Regions from separate parts of the Homo sapiens genome. Here region 2 is linked to region 1. A link is a loop called in an ENCODE intact Hi-C map of the cell type or tissue named here. Cell type or tissue: IMR-90. All regions are shown on one strand. Each heading gives the region's core, and the rest is flanking DNA. Links, peaks and the distances in the headings are about the cores only. Region 1 overlaps ZNRF1 (zinc and ring finger 1). Region 2 overlaps WDR59 (WD repeat domain 59).

Evidence for each region. Hi-C counts contacts between places; a loop is a spot of excess contacts. Peaks named below come from ENCODE experiments on the same cell type or tissue, not always from the same donor. Only the 100,000 strongest peaks of a DNase experiment are listed, where the experiment ranks them.
Region 2: it touches region 1 in a loop (11-fold over the local background); 5 of 110 quality-filtered maps call a loop at or near these places.

The regions. Positions count from the first base shown.
Region 1 is chr16:75,107,978-75,116,304 of GRCh38, reverse strand. It overlaps ZNRF1 (zinc and ring finger 1), which reads right to left. Exons shown (of 5, transcript NM_032268.5): 5 at 5,311-8,327. LDHD (lactate dehydrogenase D) reads left to right here. Exons shown (of 11, transcript NM_194436.3): 2 at 645-757; 3 at 966-1,107; 4 at 1,337-1,478; 5 at 1,620-1,779; 6 at 2,140-2,339; 7 at 2,435-2,563; 8 at 2,643-2,770; 9 at 3,381-3,471; 10 at 3,592-3,703; 11 at 3,784-4,441. The coding sequence ends at 3,949. Among named protein-coding and RNA genes, the nearest start is that of LDHD, 4.6 kb to the left of the region's middle. RefSeq lists enhancers at 1-294, 4,969-5,018, 7,016-7,095, 7,126-7,275. In IMR-90, for the core only: CTCF peaks have their summits at 4,884 (motif pointing right) and 5,573; DNase peaks (open chromatin) are centred at 4,904, 5,524 and 7,204; H3K4me3 peaks cover 504 bases; H3K27ac peaks cover 2,388 bases.
Region 2 is chr16:74,932,842-74,941,168 of GRCh38, reverse strand. WDR59 (WD repeat domain 59) reads left to right here. Exons shown (of 26, transcript NM_030581.4): 8 at 2,903-3,019. Among named protein-coding and RNA genes, the nearest start is that of WDR59, 48 kb to the left of the region's middle. In IMR-90, for the core only: no CTCF peak of the experiment used is centred there; a DNase peak (open chromatin) is centred at 4,008.

The sequences.
Region 1 (8,327 bases), core at 191-8,190:
CCCCCGCCCCGCCGCGCCCCGCCCCCCACGAAGGGCCCAGAAGCCCCAGGCAACGTAGAGTGGGGAGGGGGCAGTGGAAGCTTTTCCTCCCCCTAATTCCCTTATCAAGCTCTGAGTTCCCTGTGGCTGGGGTGGTGCTTGGTTGGCCCTGGAGAAAGGAGGAAGTGAGGGATCTTTTCGGTTGCTCAGGCTGGGCTGGCTATTGAAGGAACCCTGCTGATAGCCTTTTTGGAGAGTGAATTCTGGTTTTTTATTTGGATGGCTGGGCGCTGTGGCTCACGCCTGTAACCCCAGCACTTTGGGAGGCCGAGGCAGGTGGATCGCTTGAGCCCAGGAGTTTGAAACCATCCTGGGCAACATAGTAAGACCCTGTTTTTATTAAAAAAGAAAACATTAAAAAAATTCTGGTGGCGTTTTTTTCTGAGGGGAAACTTTGACCCCCAATGGCTCTGTTTGGAAAAGAGGCATTTCTGGATAGTGGGTTTGTTTAAAGTGGGCCCACCTGGCAAGGATGTTGTCAGCGGGGCGGGCGCAGGGGAGGCTCACTCCAGCCTCCAGCCCCCAGCCCTCCCCCCGACACTGGGGCAGGGCTGTGGCCCCATGTGTCTTTCGGGGGACCCTGGCAGTGTGTTTCTTCCCTGCAGGGAGAGCTCTGCAGGGACTTCGTAGAGGCTCTGAAGGCCGTGGTGGGCGGCTCCCACGTGTCCACTGCCGCGGTGGTCCGAGAGCAGCACGGGCGCGATGAGTCGGTGCACAGGTATGGGAGGGTTCGCGGGCCCCTCCCCTGTCTTCTGGATTCAACCCCAGCTGAGAGAGAGGGTGCTGGGTTGCCTTCCTCCTCACTCATCTGTTTTGGGGTGCTCTGGCATGTTCTCTGCCCCTCGCTTGCTGTAGCCTCAGGCCCTGCAACACCTCGGGACCAGAGGGTGTCACGCCCCGCTAAATCGCTGAGGGTCTGGTTCTAGGTGCGAACCTCCTGATGCTGTGGTGTGGCCCCAGAACGTGGAGCAGGTCAGCCGGCTGGCAGCCCTGTGCTATCGCCAAGGTGTGCCCATCATCCCATTCGGCACCGGCACCGGGCTTGAGGGTGGCGTCTGTGCTGTGCAGGTACAGTGGGGCTCCCTCGCCCGGCCCGAGGATGGTCCCAGCACACCTTGGCACACCTGTGGCTGCCTCCCCCGCCACACACGGCACCTTGGGTCTGCTCCCGCCCGTGGGCTGCCTGCCTCTGGGGGTCTGGTCTGGCTGCTGGGGGGACACCCGCGGGGTGTGGTCCGGGGACGTGGCCAGGTCAGAGACCCAGGTCTGCAGTGGTCTTAGCACCTGCCCCAACCAGGGCGGCGTCTGCGTTAACCTGACGCATATGGACCGAATCCTGGAGCTGAACCAGGAGGACTTCTCTGTGGTGGTGGAGCCAGGTGTCACCCGCAAAGCCCTCAACGCCCACCTGCGGGACAGCGGCCTCTGGTTTCCCGTGGGTAGGACTCGCGAACCTTTCCTGGGACCCTGAGGGCACCGTGGGAGCAGGGCTGTGTCTGGGGTTCAGGGGACCTTCCTCCCCCAGCCCGAGGGAAAGGACCTCCGGTCCCTGAGGCTGCCTTCTGTACGCCGCCCTCCAGACCCAGGCGCGGACGCCTCTCTCTGTGGCATGGCGGCCACCGGGGCGTCGGGGACCAACGCGGTCCGCTACGGCACCATGCGGGACAACGTGCTCAACCTGGAGGTGGTGCTGCCCGACGGGCGGCTGCTGCACACGGCGGGCCGAGGCCGGCATTTCCGGTGAGCGCCCTCTGCGGGGGGCCCGGGCTCTGGCCCTGGGCACTGCTGGCGGGCTGCCCTGCAGAGACCGGGCTGTGAAAAGCACCTCCTGGCGGCCCCCTGGTTTGGCAGGCTAGGCTTCCTCAGGCTCTGAAGCCCTGTCAGCTGGGCCAAAGTGGATGGGACCAGGGTTTGCTCTCCCTGCCTGAGGCCGACTGGCTTTGTGGAGCAGAAAGCACTGGGCCAGGGAAACTGGGCCCGAGGGAGGCCAGCCCAGACCTCAGTGCCTGGGGTCGGTGTCTTGGGTTCCAGCTTCGGCTTCTGGCCAGAAATCCCTCATCACACAGCCTGGTACTCACCTTGTGTGTCCCTGGGACGTAGGAAGAGTGCAGCCGGCTACAACCTCACGGGGCTCTTCGTGGGCTCCGAGGGGACGCTGGGCCTCATCACAGCCACCACCCTGCGCCTGCACCCTGCCCCTGAGGCCACAGTGGCCGCCACGTGTGCGTTCCCCAGTGTCCAGGCTGCTGTGGACAGCACTGTACACATCCTCCAGGCTGCAGTGCCCGTAGCCCGCATTGGTGAGCTGAGGATGGGGGCAGTCAGGGTGGGCTCCCTGGAAGAGGCCCCCTGGGAAGGCCAGGCCTCACCTGGCCTGCCATCTCCCTGGATCCAGAGTTCCTGGATGAAGTCATGATGGATGCCTGCAACAGGTACAGCAAGCTGAATTGCTTAGTGGCGCCCACACTCTTCCTGGAGTTCCATGGCTCCCAGCAGGCACTGGAGGAGCAGCTGCAGCGCACAGGTATGCTGGGGTGGAGTGGGGCAGCAGGGTGGGCTGCCTCAGTGGCGGCCCGGTGTCAGCCCCCCTTCCCCAACTGCAGAGGAGATAGTCCAGCAGAACGGAGCCTCTGACTTCTCCTGGGCCAAGGAGGCCGAGGAGCGCAGCCGGCTTTGGACAGCACGGCACAATGCCTGGTACGCAGCCCTGGCCACGCGGCCAGGCTGCAAGGTGAGCTGGGGCTGGGGTACAGATGGGGCCCACAGCTCGGCCCACAAACCCTTTCCTCAACCCACCACTCTACTGCACAGAGCAGCAGGCTGAGCCTCAACAACGGGGCTGGGCCTGGCTGAGCAGGCGCTAGAAACAAGGGCTGCAGACCGCCCCACCCAGCTGTTCAGATACCGTCTACAGGGAAAGCACAGTTGTCTGCTAAGCCCTCAAAAGCCCTTCCTGTGAGCCAGGTCATGGGAACGGTGCGGTGCTCTTGGGAGCTGTACATGGAAGGAAGGCTTCCTGGAGGAAGAGATGATAGAGAGGGGGATGTTAGCCTAACCTGGGGAAGGGAAGTCTGGGCTCCAGGCAGCTATGCAAAGGCTCAGCAGCCTGGGGCTTGGGGGTGGGAGCCACAGGGGAGGTGTGGCAAGCACACCTGGGCCATTGGTCTCCTGTGTTGTGTCGGGGGGAGGTGAGGGCTGAGGCCTAGAGAAGAGCAGGATTATTTCCTTGTGTGAGGCCAAGAGCTGAAGCCCAGTGCCCTCCGACCCATCCTCAGCCTTGACCACGGTGACCCCGTACACCCAATCAGGCAGGGGTAACTCATAGGCTTCCCTCTGACCAGGGCTACTCCACGGATGTGTGTGTGCCCATCTCCCGGCTGCCGGAGATCGTGGTGCAGACCAAGGAGGATCTGAATGCCTCAGGACTCACAGGTTCTGCCCACCCTGCTGCTGGGGAGAGGTGGGGAGGTGTCAGGGCTGATCAGAGCCTGGGGCAGCAGGAGGCAAGAGGAGGACTGGGCTGGAGAATAGTTCTGTCCTCTGGGCCCCCAGGAAGCATTGTCGGGCATGTGGGTGACGGCAACTTCCACTGCATCCTGCTGGTCAACCCTGATGACGCCGAGGAACTGGGCAGGGTCAAGGCTTTTGCAGAACAGCTGGGCAGGTAGGAGCAAAGCCAGGGAGGGGAAGAGCTGAGGGCAGAGGAAAGGGAGCCCCCTGAGGATGTCTCCTTCCTGCCCCCAGGCGGGCACTGGCTCTCCACGGAACGTGCACGGGGGAGCATGGCATCGGAATGGGCAAGCGGCAGCTGCTGCAGGAGGAGGTGGGCGCCGTGGGCGTGGAGACCATGCGGCAGCTCAAGGCCGTGCTAGACCCCCAAGGCCTCATGAATCCAGGCAAAGTGCTGTGAAGGGGGTCTGAGCACTTAGCCCACAAGTTCCCTGACTACGGAGCCGGTTCTGGAACTTTTCTTCATGCCACGGCCCCTGCAAGGAAATAGATGCTGAGGCAGTCTTCCTGCCAGCGAGCCCACTGTATCTGGGCCCAAGGCCAGAGGGCCCAGAGAGAAGCCTGAGCACCGTGTTACCTCCCTGGCCCTCTGGCTGGCCCCAGGAGCCTTTGGTTCAGTAAACGACCCAGGGTGGTTCCCAGCAAAGCTGCTTCCTCTCTGCTCCTACGCATCCTGTCCTGGCGGGAAGAGAGCGTCTGGGTCCATTCAAGACTCTGATGACACCCCTCCCCGAGGCCTCCCACTGCCGGGGTCCCAGGACCCTTCCCCCTTCACCTGGTGACAGGAACACTCCTTTCCTGGTATGGAACGTGAGCTCCCGTGACATGATGATAGGTCTTCTCCTTGGGGCCTCCCCCAATAAATCTGTAATAAACCTGAAACCCACCTACAGCTACCTGGAAGTCAGCAGGCAGCACTTCCTCCCCTCCCCCTCCAGGGTCTCTGTCCTTTGGTCAGTGACCCCTTTGTTTTGGGGCTGTCCTCTGACTTCTTATAGCCTGGGGAGGAGGTTGGTGCTCAGGGTTCGGAAAGGAACCCAGGTCCCTGTCCCAGCTACTCCGCCTCAGAGCTGAGGACCTGCCCACGGCACATGTCACTCAGGATGGGCTCCCCAACTGGGCCTGAACCGGGCCTCTGAACACACTGAATGTGTTCCTCAGCAGCTGCCACGTCTCTAGAAACAGAGATGAGACTATTTTTGCACCCACCTCTTCATGGGGTGATGTATCGTACCACCAGCTGTTTTGCCCTCAAGGTCTGTCCACCCGAGGGCCTGCCCCTGTCTTGGGCCGGAGCCCGTCTTGAGACCTTGGCAGTTGTTCCCCCCTAAGCCCACAGGAGGGCGCCCGAAATCATGAAGCTCAGATACCACGCGGCATCTGCAGCTCACGACTCCTCTGCCCAGGGCCTGCGGCACTCAGCCCTGGGCAAACCTCCTCCTAGGGTCAGGTAAGTCCTGGCAGCCTGGAAGCCAAGCTAGTCCTCCATCCCCTGCAGGTCCCAGGAACCTGCAGTGCTGTCTCATCTTCCTTGCCCCTCTAGCCTTCGGTCCCTTTTGGAAAGAGGCATGTCACACCCCACGCCCTCCCTGGCCTCCGCCCCTCTCCTCCTCCCATCAGCTGTCAGTGCTCAGGCAGGCTGCTAGGCCTTAGGCAGAGGCAGCTGCGCTGAGACGCCCCAGTCCAACTTCAGTTCTTGGAACCCCTCCTCCGTGCTAATACTGGGCTCCAGCCGACAGCAGTTACACCAACCTGAGCCTGGAGGCTACTCCTCCGTGACGTTTCTGTCCCGTGCTGCCCTGGTGGGGAGCAGAGACCGTGCCAAGGGCTCACTGGTGACAAATCTCAGCCCTCTCCCCAAACCACCCCAGCACGCGTGTGCTCATCACCGAGACAGCCCTCTCGCCCCTCCCCTTCCAGCCAGCCAGCCAGCCACCCACTCTTCCAGGCGAGAATCCTGCAGCAGCTGCGCTCTCCCTCCTGGGTAGGACTCTTCTTTGATGCGCCCTCCAGTGCCTGGCAACTAGGAGGCGCTCAGCAAATGACCATTTCCCACAATCTTTTATTAAGAAAAATTCCAAACATACAGAAAAGTTGAAAGAACAAGTACACTGTTCACTGAAATACCAGCCACTGCAGATTCAACAATGAACATTTTGGCCTTATTTGCTTTGTGTATTTTGGGGGGAACTATTTGGAATTAAATTACACATTTCTTGAAGGCATTCACCTATATAATCCAGCATCTATCTCCTAAGAATGAGGACATTTTCCCATGAACTGCAGTACCGTTAAATGGCTATTAGAGGAATGGTTGGTCTTTGTGAGGGTCTCACGTCCAGGAACCTCATCAAAGTGTGCTAGGCCCTTAGCAGAGAGGGTAGAACCTGCTCGCCGGCTCCCTCACCTTCTCTCCCATCCCAGAAAGGCAGAACAGGGGCAACACAGGATTCTGGAGAGCTGTCCAGATAGAGGATCACAAACATGAGCTCCACCTGGGAAACACAGACAGCCCCAATCCCACCCCCACAACAAGAGCAGGCAACCTGGGTCCAAATTCAGAGGACACCACAGCCGGCAGAGGGCTGCAGCATGCCAGGTAGGACGGAAGTCGCTGGGGGTGGGGATGAGCACCAGCCCCTAGAGCCTGGAATAGCACCCGGCGTGGGCTACAGCCCTGCCCCACCCACCTCACAGCTGCTCGGCTCACCCATGGCACTGCCAAAGCAGCAGGCTTAAGCCGCCAAGGCGGGCACATGAAGCCTCCATTTCCAGGTCCAGGGGTCAGGCAAGGAGATCTCCTTCAGGGCTGGGCCCTGCCTCGCCAGCTTTGCTGGTGGAATTAAATATAGCACAGGGAGACACAGTTGCCAGGCAGAAGCAGGAGGTGCTGTGAATAGAACAGTGCCCTTTGTGGTGACAAAGCTATGGGGAGCCTGCTGTGCATGTGCCAAGACCTGCAGGGCAGCTCCCCCAGCCCCCACAGGGACCTCTGAGCTGCATGGTTTTGTCCCCGCTTCACATGTGAAATATCTGAAGTTCAGATGAAGTCGTTTCCCCAAGATCATTCTGCCAAGTAGGAGAGCCTGAATGCACAGTCTAGAGCCCACGTTCCTGCCACCGACTCACAACAGCCCCAAGGTCTTCACCCCAGACGGGTCCCGCGCTGAGACCCAGGCTCTGAACCACCGAGTCTTCTTTAGTGTTTCTCCGCTGGCCCTGGCTCACGTTTGCCCACTGGCCTGTTGTGAATGCCCTTGCACAGAGTAGGTGCTTCTGGAAGCATCTGATGGAGGGTGACTGCGGAGCCAGGGGCCGTGGCAGCAGGGGGATGGTCCAGCACATCAGGCGGGCCTGAGAAGGGTCAGAGCAGAGAGGCGGTGGAGTCGTCTCCCTCTAGAGCTTTCCTTCGCTGGCTCTGCAGGAGGCTCTGGAATGCTGCTCCGGGAGCCCGCTGGGCACGGGGACACAGGCCAGGCCTGCACTGCTGCTCCCTGCCCCGAGCTGCCTGCCCAGCCCGCATTTTGCCAACTTTTGTGAGCCTGAGCAGTTGGTTCTGGTTCAAGGGCTCTGAGCTGGCACAGCCCCAAACCAGGGCCTCTTCCTGGGCCTCAATGAAGCATGCCCGTGAGTCAGCACTGAGACGCAAACTGAACAACAGGCAGGGCGAGTGGAACGTGGGATGGGGAGCAAAGGCTGGAAGGAGGGGGGCTGGGCCCACACCTGGAAGAACCCACATCCTTGCAGCCTCCGGTGGCTGCAACATCTTGGCCCCTGCAGATCTTTTCAGAGGTCCAGCACAATGACTCCACAGAGGGCTGACTGGTTCCATGATGCTTAAGAGGTTAGGAAGCTTGTAGGAGGCACGCCTGACTTGCCACTCCCTCCACCCAGGCCTGACTATCTGAGGACCAATTCACACACCTGGAGCCCCGAGTAGCAGCCTGAAGGAATGCTAAGGAGGTAGGTGAGGGAGTGGGGGGCAGGCCCTTGCCCCCATTTCTTGATTGTATAACACTTCATTAAAATAAAATCACGCAGTGCCATCTTTTATTAGACATTTTAATACCATATCAAAACACCTTGACTAATGAAGAAAGCTTTTCTCCCAAGCTTTGAACATTTTTTTAAACATTTTATAAGTTTTTTTTTGTATTTTAATATATAAATACAGAAACCTATCTTGCATGGGCTGATGCCACGTGTGAACATCAATGGCTAAAATGTTCTCAAACATAGTGCCTGAAAACAGGGGTAGCTGTACATATTTCTTAGTAAGTCTTTTTTTGTTTAAGTTTTCTGAAAAAAAAAATCCACGAGGGCCTAAGAATAATGTTCAGGCATTTTTGCAGGACACTTGTGATTGTTAAATCCTCTGAACTGACCGGAACCAGGAGGAAAGAAGGGAAAAGAGATGGGATCAGTAGGAAGAAAGTTCTCAATGGGTTGTTTTTTGGCAATGAAGTCAAGATATTAGGGTCTCAAGGGGAGAAAAGAGCAAAAAACCAGCCAGAAAAATAGAGGGAAAAAACCAAACAAACCCAAAGTAGAGAAGTTGGTGGTGGAGAGGGCCAGTTGGGGCAGGGGAAGAGACCGTGTGCTCGCCCGCCGTCAGAAGGCTGGCAGCGAGGCCTTAGCTGTGTTCGTCTGTCACTGAGTGGGTTATGGCTGGGCAGCAAACAGCAAGCTGTAAACATCACGAGGGAAAACACCAGTCGACACTAGACTTTTTTTTTATATAATTTTTTTTTGTAAACACTTTAAAGACAGACCCACAA
Region 2 (8,327 bases), core at 15-8,014, 170 kb after region 1:
GAGACAAGGTTGCTGAAGCTGACCTCGAACTCCTGGGGTCAAGCGATCCTCCCACCTCAGCCTCCCAAAGTGCTGGGATTACAGACATGAGCCACTGCTCCTGGCCTTCTTTATTTCCTAACTAGTGATTGGTTTTATTCAGTTTGTCACTATAACAGCATTTTCGGCTGGGCGCGGTGGCTCACACCTGTAATCCCAGCACTTTGGGAGGCTGAGGCGGGTGGATCACGAGGTCAGGAGATCGAGACCATCCTGGCTAACATGGTGAAACCCCGTCTGTACTAAAAATACAAAATTTAGCTGGGCGTGATGGCGGGCGCCTGTAGTCCCAGCTACTCGGGAGGCTGAGGCAGGAGAATCGCTTGAACCCGGGAGGCGGAGCTTGCAGTGAGCCGAGATCGCGCCACTGCACTCCAGCCTGGATGACAGAGCAAGACTCCGTCTCAAAAATTAAATAAATAAATAAAATTAAAATAATGATACTTAGGACTTCTGCTCAGGTGAGTTGTAGAACTTGTTGATTATATTTTCACTTCTCTGGCACTTTGTAGTGTCAAAGCAGCACTGATGGCAGCAAGCATTACAGACTTCACAAAGTTCAGTGTCAGTGCTAACAGTGGATTTTAATCCAGACTCATGTATGACTATCATATTAACATTTACTGAGCATTTATTGTACATAGGCCTTCTTTTAAGAGTTTTACATTTATTGATTAATATCTCTTTATAATTAGCCTTTAAAGTACATGTTTTTGTTTGTTTGTTTTTGTTGTTGTTTTTTTTTTTTTGGGAGACAGAGTCTCACTCTGTTGCCCAGGCTGGAGTGCAATGGCGCATTCTTGGCTCACTGCAACCTCCACCTCCCAGGTTCAAGCGATTCTCCTGCCTCAGCCTCCCGAGTAGCTGGGATTACAGGTGCCCACCACCACGCCTGGCTAATTTTTTTATTTTTAGTAGAGACAGGGTTTCACCGTGTTGGTCAGGCTGGTCTTGAACTCCTGACCTCAGGTGATCCATCCGCCTTTGCCTCCCAAGGTGCTGGGATTACAGGCGTGAGCCACTGCGCCTGGCCAGTGTGTGCTATTATTATCCCTTTTTTACAGATGAGTAAACTGAAGCAAATTTGCTGCCAAAATTTGAACCCAGGCAGGCTGGTTCTAGAGACTGCTCTCTGTTTTTTGTTTTTGAGACAGTCTCCCTCTGTCTCCCAGGTTGGAGTGCAGTTGCACAATCATAGCTCACTGCAGCCTCAAACTCCTGGACTCAAGTGATCCTCCCAGCTGAGTAGCTGGGACTGCAGGTATGCACCACTATGATGAGGTAATTAAAAAAATTTTTTTCTTGTAGAGATGGGAATCTTACTGTGTTGCCCAGGCTGGTCTTGACTTTTGGTCTCAAGTCATCCTCCTGCCTTGGCCTCCCAGAACACTGGGATTATAGGTGTGAGCCACTCCACCCAGCCTGGAGACTGCACTCTTATCCTCATAGACTAATGCTAATTATGGAAGTAATACATGCTCTCTGTAGAAAATATAAATGAAAAAATAAAAATCATTCATAATCCTACTACCCAGAGACAAATGCTAACATTTTGGTGTTTTCTGTTCTTATGCTTTTTTTTTTTAAACTTAGTTTGTCGTACTGTGTACGTAGTTGTGTACACTTTTTTTTCATTTAACATTAGAACAGATGCATTATCCTCGTACTATAAGCTCTAAGTATAATTTTCAGTGGCTACATCATATTGTATCATCATTTGGTGTCGCATAGCTGTAGTATATTGATTCAGCTTCATTATTTCCCATTTGTTGATCATTTAGGTTTTTTTTCTGGTTTTCTAGTGTTTCAGATAACACCAAGATGAACTTCTTTTATATCTAAAGCTTTTTGTGAGTTTGGATTATTCCCTTAAGACAGGAAAAATTTTGGGCTGGGAAAAGTGGCTCAAACCTGTAATCCCAGCACTTTGGGAGGCCATGGCAAGAGGATTGCTTGAGGCCAGGAGTTCGAGACCAGCTTCACCATGTTGGCCAGACTGGTCACAAACTCCTGACCTCAGGTGATCCACCCACCTTGGCCTCCCAAAGTGCTGGAATTACAGGCATGAGCCACCGTGCCCGGCCTGTTTATTTTCTATGCTTATTAATCATGTATTGTTTTTTTTTGTGATGTACATTCATTCTCCTTTGGAATCTTAGTGCTCCATCACTTTAAGATGCATGGTTTTACCCTCTTGTTGAAGCTGAGTCCATTTGGATGTCTCAGTCTCTCTTCTTGGGTGATCATGGGGGAGACGAGTGGGAATTGTCAGACTGCACTGTTAAAGTGTGAGGCCGGGCACAGTGGATCGTGCCTGTAATCCAGACACTTTGGGAGGCCAAAGCAGGGGGTTCGCTTGAGCCCAGGAGTTCAAGACCAGCCTGGACAACATGCAAAACCCCATCTCTAGAAAAAATACAAAAAAATTAGCCAGGCTTAGTGGTGTGCACCTGTAGTCCCAGCTACTTGGAGGGCTGAGGTGGGAGGACTGCTTGAGCCCAGGAAGTTGAGGCTGCAGTGAGCTGTGATCGTGCCACTGCACTCCAACCTGGGTGACAGAGCAAGACTTCGTCTCAAAAAACAAAAAAGGGGGTGAAAAGCACCTACTACCTTGTATCCTTCATTGAAGTGGGAAGAAACGAGGCTCACAGGCGCATTTTCAGAGCATGTGAAGGAGCGTTGGATAAGTCTTTTGGTGATGGTGTTTTGTTTGGCTTAACCAAAACAAACAAAGTCTGTGTAGGGTAGAGACAGTATCTGGTAGTATTTTTGCATCCTCACTCACTACCTAGCAGACTTTTACGTGATAGACACTCAAAGAGTTCTTTCTAAATCGATAATATTAGGTGCTGATCTGTTGCAGAAACCCAGTACAGCAGTGGAATATCTAGCCGCCCACCTCTCCAAAATCCATGGCCTGGACTGGCACCCAGACAGCGAGCACATTCTTGCTACCTCCAGTCAAGACAATTCTGTGAAGGTCAGTGGCACCCATGGGGAAGTTGGAGGAGCAGTGTTTGGGTGGCATCAGGGATGTATGATTCCACCTTGGTTGGAAAGCTGCAGTGTGTTAGCACAGTATGTATTTCACGGTGCATGTGCTTCTTGGGCAACTGAACACATAAATTTGGTTATGCTGACCAGCAAAATGCGACAGAGCGAGACCCAGCATGGTGCTGTTCAGCATAACCACATTGTGTTATGATGGCAGAGTGACATGCCATAGCATCTCCTCTGATACGTCTCTTAGAATTTGTTCAGAAGGTTTTCGTCTTTCCCTTTGTGAAAGGAAGTCAGAGACAAAAGTACTTAGAAAGGGAAAGAAGTTGGCCGGGCATGGTGGCTCACACCTGTAATCCCAGCACTTTGGGAGGCTGAGGCAGGCAGATCACTTAAGGTCAGGAGTTCAAGACCAGCCTGGCCAATATGGTGAAACCTAGTCTCTACTAAAAATACAAAAATTAGCTGGGTGTGGTGGCGCACACCTGTAATTCCATCTACTTGGGAGGCTGAGACACAAGAATCGCTTGAACCTGGGAGGCAAAGGTTGCATTGAGCTGAGATTGATCCACTGCACTCCAACCTGGGCGACCGAGCGAGCCTCTGCCTCAAGAAAGGGAAAGAGGTTCCCTTGCGAAGAAGCTGCAAGGAAGTCAGATATGTATGACAGATATAAGTAAAGGAGAAAAGTCTACAGTTGTTAAGGTTTCAAAGTTTACAATTAGTCTATTCCTGGTGGAAAAACAGCTGCTCCCTCACATGCTTATCGTATGTAGAAAGTTCTGACGTTTTCAGGCATCAGCATTTCACAGTTCAGGGATAGAGTCATTTTATTAGTGATTCTCTAACTTACAGGAAATGCTCAAGATTTTATGTGTTTCAGTAACCCGATTATTTCTGGTTTATCACAAGGTACAGTGTTGTTTGTTTGTCTTTCCTCTCTGTGACATGGGATGTTCACCCTTGGTCAGAATGATGGCAGGGCAGAGTCATCTTTGTTCCAGTAGTTCCTCCTTGTGGTCAGGTCTCTGAGGACAGGGGTTTGACCACAGAAATTGGTTTAGCAATTTTATGATTCAGTGTCATTTATTTAATGCTTTGTTGTATTTATATAGTCATATATGACATCTTTGTGGTATGATTAGCAAAACTACAGTCATATACTAAGTTAAAAGTTAACTCCTGTCTTGAAGTTTGTAAATCTCTTAGGGTTGTAAGTTATTTTTAATGTGTCAGATGTGACTTTTTTGTTTGTTCGTTCGTATTACGTTTGATTTTTTGTTTTTATTTATTTATTTATTTTTTGAGACTGGGTCTCACTTTGTCACCCAGGCTGGAGTGCAGTGGTGTGATCTCGGCTCACTGCAACCTCCGCTCCTGGGTTCAAGCGATTCTCCTGCCTCAGCCTCCTGAGTAGCTGGGATTACAGATGCACGCCATCATGCCTGGCTAATTTTTGTATTTTTAGTACAGACAGGGTTTAACCATGTTGGCCAGGATGGTCTCGAACTCCTAACCTCAAGTGATCCGCCCATCTCGGCCTCCCAAAGTGCTGGGATTACAGGCATGAGCTACCATGCCCGGCTGCATTTGGGTTTCTGTCCCTGTACCCCAATCAGCTTGTCTCCCAAGTTCAGGAACCAGAAGCCATCCAGTTCAACTCTACCTCTTTCTATGAGATGCCCAAGTTTGTTGATACTCAGTGTCATCTTTCCTACCTGTGAGTCTGGGGTTTCCTAGGTAATAAAGCAGGTAACAGCCAGTTTCCTGGGAGGACTTTATATATTTTTTCTTTATATATAGATATATACATATCTATATAGACAAAGAGAAATATAAAGAAATATCAGAAGAGCCTTGGTCAAAAAAGAACCAGGTTTCCTTGAGGGTTGATGTCCTAGGAAACAGACTCAAAGCTACGTGTTTCTCACCAGAATGTACCAAGGGTGGTCGGGCATGGTGGCTCATGCCTATAATCCCAGCACTTTGGGAGGCTGGGGCATTATTTCCCCATACAAAGTCTTCTCTGTTCTTTACCAGCAGGCTTAGCTTATTAATGAAATGAGATTTTTGGCATGGTATTTGATTTATTCCACTATATCCTAGAAGGAAGACAATTTTTTTTTTTTTTTTGAGGTGGAGTCTTGCTCTGTCACCCGGGTTGGAGTGCAGTGGCGCGATCTCGGCTCACTGCAACCTCCGTCTCCCAGGTTCAAGCGATTCTCCTGCCTCAGCCTCCTGAGCAGCTGGGATTATAGGTGCATGCCACCATGTCCAGCTAACTTTTGTGTTTTTAGTAGAGATGGGGTTTCACCATGTTGGCCAGGATGGTCTCAATCTCTTGACCTTGTGCTCTACCTGCCTTGGCCTCCCACAGTGCTAGCAAGACAATTTTTATTGAATGTATGTAAATAGCATGATCATAAAAAGTGAAGAAACTTAGAAAAGGGACTTTGCATAACATTCAACCATTTTTTTAGTAGATAAGGACCAATATGTGTAATTTTTCTACATAATCATTTTTAAGTTTATATGACAATTTATTAGCTCATAATTTATATTAATTATTTTTATTATATTTTTATTTTCTAAATTCTAAGGGGTCAGCTGGAGCAAGGTATCACTAAATGTGTATTTCACTTCAGTTTATAAATTATTTAACTACAAAACAATTGAGTTGAAGGTTAGGGATAGATCAAGAAGAAAGAAAAGAATTTTTCTTATGTGGCCCTTAGAAATAGAACATTAACTACAATTAAATGAGTTTATATCATTTTACATAATCTTTTTTTTTCCCTGATCTTGGGTTAACAGCAGCCTATTTCACAAAATTGCTGCCTTCTAGACAAAGAGAGTCCTGGAAATCCAGACATAGTCACTTGGTACATTCTTTTTTTTTTGAGACAGAGTCTTGCTCTGTTGCCCAGGCTCGATTGCAGTGGTGTGATCTTGGCTCGCTGCAGCCTCTGCCTCCCAGGTTCAAGCAATTCTCATGTCTCAGCCTCCCTCAGTAGCTGGGATTACAAGGGTGCACCAACATGCCAGGCTAATTTTTGTATTTTTAGTAGAGATGGAATTTCACCATGTTTGCCAGGCTGGTTTCAAACTCCTGACCTCAAGCATTCTCCCTGTCTCGGCCTCCCAAAGTGCTGGGATTATAGGCATGAGCCACCATGCCCGACCACCCTTGCTACATTCTGGTGAGAAACATGTAGCTTTGAGTCTGTTTCCTAGGACATCAACCCTCAAGGAAACCTGGTTCTTTTTTGACCAAGGCTCTTCTGATATTTCTTTATATTTCTCTTTGTCTATATAGATATGTATATATCTATATATAAAGAACAAATATATATTTTGTTTCACTGTCTTGCCCAGGCTGGTTTTGAACTCCTGGGCTCAAGCAGTCTTCCTGCTTCAGCCTCCCAAAGTGTTGGGATTACAGGCGTGAGCCACACCTGGCCCCTGATATTTCTTCAGAGGACTTTTTTCTGATCTGTAGCTTGTAGCAGGGACCCTTAGAAAAGGGTAAATGAAAAGGAGAAATTATCTGTGAATGGGGGGATGGAATGGCTCCGGTTAATTTATAATAACTACCTGTATCAGATTGAAATAGAATGAAGTCTTCTGTTTGCAAATGACATATAATCGTTTTATAAGACTGCATCAGTGATTGCCTTGAGAGCAAGAGCATGTTATGAACAGTGAGGATATTATCAAATCTCCAGGGTCCTCTAATTAATCCCATAAATTGTATAATTGTCACCAGTTGGTGAACATATTTAAATCTAGAAACAAAATCTTTCTTTTTTTCTTAAAAAAAAAGGATTAATCTTGCTAACAGTTATATGCCAGTCTTTATGCATGAACGTGAATATGTTTCTATCCAAATTGAAAAGTAAACAGTTGCTGAAATGTATTCATATTAACAACATTTTACTTGTATATAATTAATCTGGGGAGGCTGAACTTTTCTTTGCTAGCTTTCCACATACTGTGGATTTGATAATAGGGAGGCATGCACAGTGTAGAGCTCATTAAAAATCTGCAGAATGACAAGCATATCTAATTATTTTGAGTATCATTCCTTTTATAAGTTGAGGGGCGAATTATAGTTTACCCTGTGGCCATGTGGGAAACCCAAAAGTAGTTTAAGCTGAAAAGACATCTTGACCATTTTATTATTTTGAACATAGGACCTGAATTTGGCAAAAAAGAGTTGTTATATAAGGGTCTAAAGATAAGAAATGGCTGGTGCGGTGGCTCACGCCTGTAATCCCAACACTTTGGGAGGCCGAGGCGGGTGGATCGCCTGAGGTCAGAAGTTCGTGACTAGCCCCACTAACATGGTGTAACTCCATCTCTACTAAAATTACAAAATTAGCTTGGTGTGGTGGTGCAGCCTGTAATCCCAGCTAGTTGGGTGGCTGAGGCAGGAGAATCGCTTGAACCTGGGAGGTGGAGGTTGCAGTGAGCTGAGATCATGCCACATGCACTCCAGCCTGGGCGACAAGAGCTAAACTCCATCTCAATAAATAAATAAATAAAGATAAGAAATGATTGCAGTCTTGATATATAGTGAAACTAAAGTTAAATACAGCAGTAAGTGATAAAAATTATTAAGAATGGTAGCATTTTTAAAAAACAAGGGATTTAGGCATATGATTCATGAGCTTTATGAAAAACACAAAAAGTAACAGTATTTTGGTGAATCTCTGCTCTCTAGGTGTAGACTGAGTTTTTACTGTTTTAAACAAATGATGTGCTCAGAGATCAGTTGCTGTTTAAATGGAAATAAAACCTACATTTTAGGTGTGATTTTTCTTTTTTAGAGACAGGATCTCACTGTGTCACCCAGGCTGCACTCCAAGTGGCATGATCACAGCTCACTGCAGCCTTGAACTCCTGGGCTCAAGTGATCCTCCCACCTCAGCCTCTGAAGTTGCTAGGACTACAGGTGTATGCCACCATGTCAAATTATTTTGTTTTTTTTGTAGAGGTAGGGTCTTGCTATGTTGCCCAGGCTGGCATTTTAATTTTATTCCTTTTGTGTACTATCCATATAATGTTTTGCACAAAAATCTTTTCCACAAGGCATTTTTTACAAGAAAATCCATAACATTTGGCCAGCTTTGTCAACATGTAATATATAAGGCGAAATTATTCCATTTTTCTCCTTGATAAATCAAGAAACACATGTATTATCTTGCAAACACATCCTCTTACAATCATAGATAACATTTGACATTTTTAAGGCAGCAGAAGTAAGCATGTATACTAATGTGATCGAA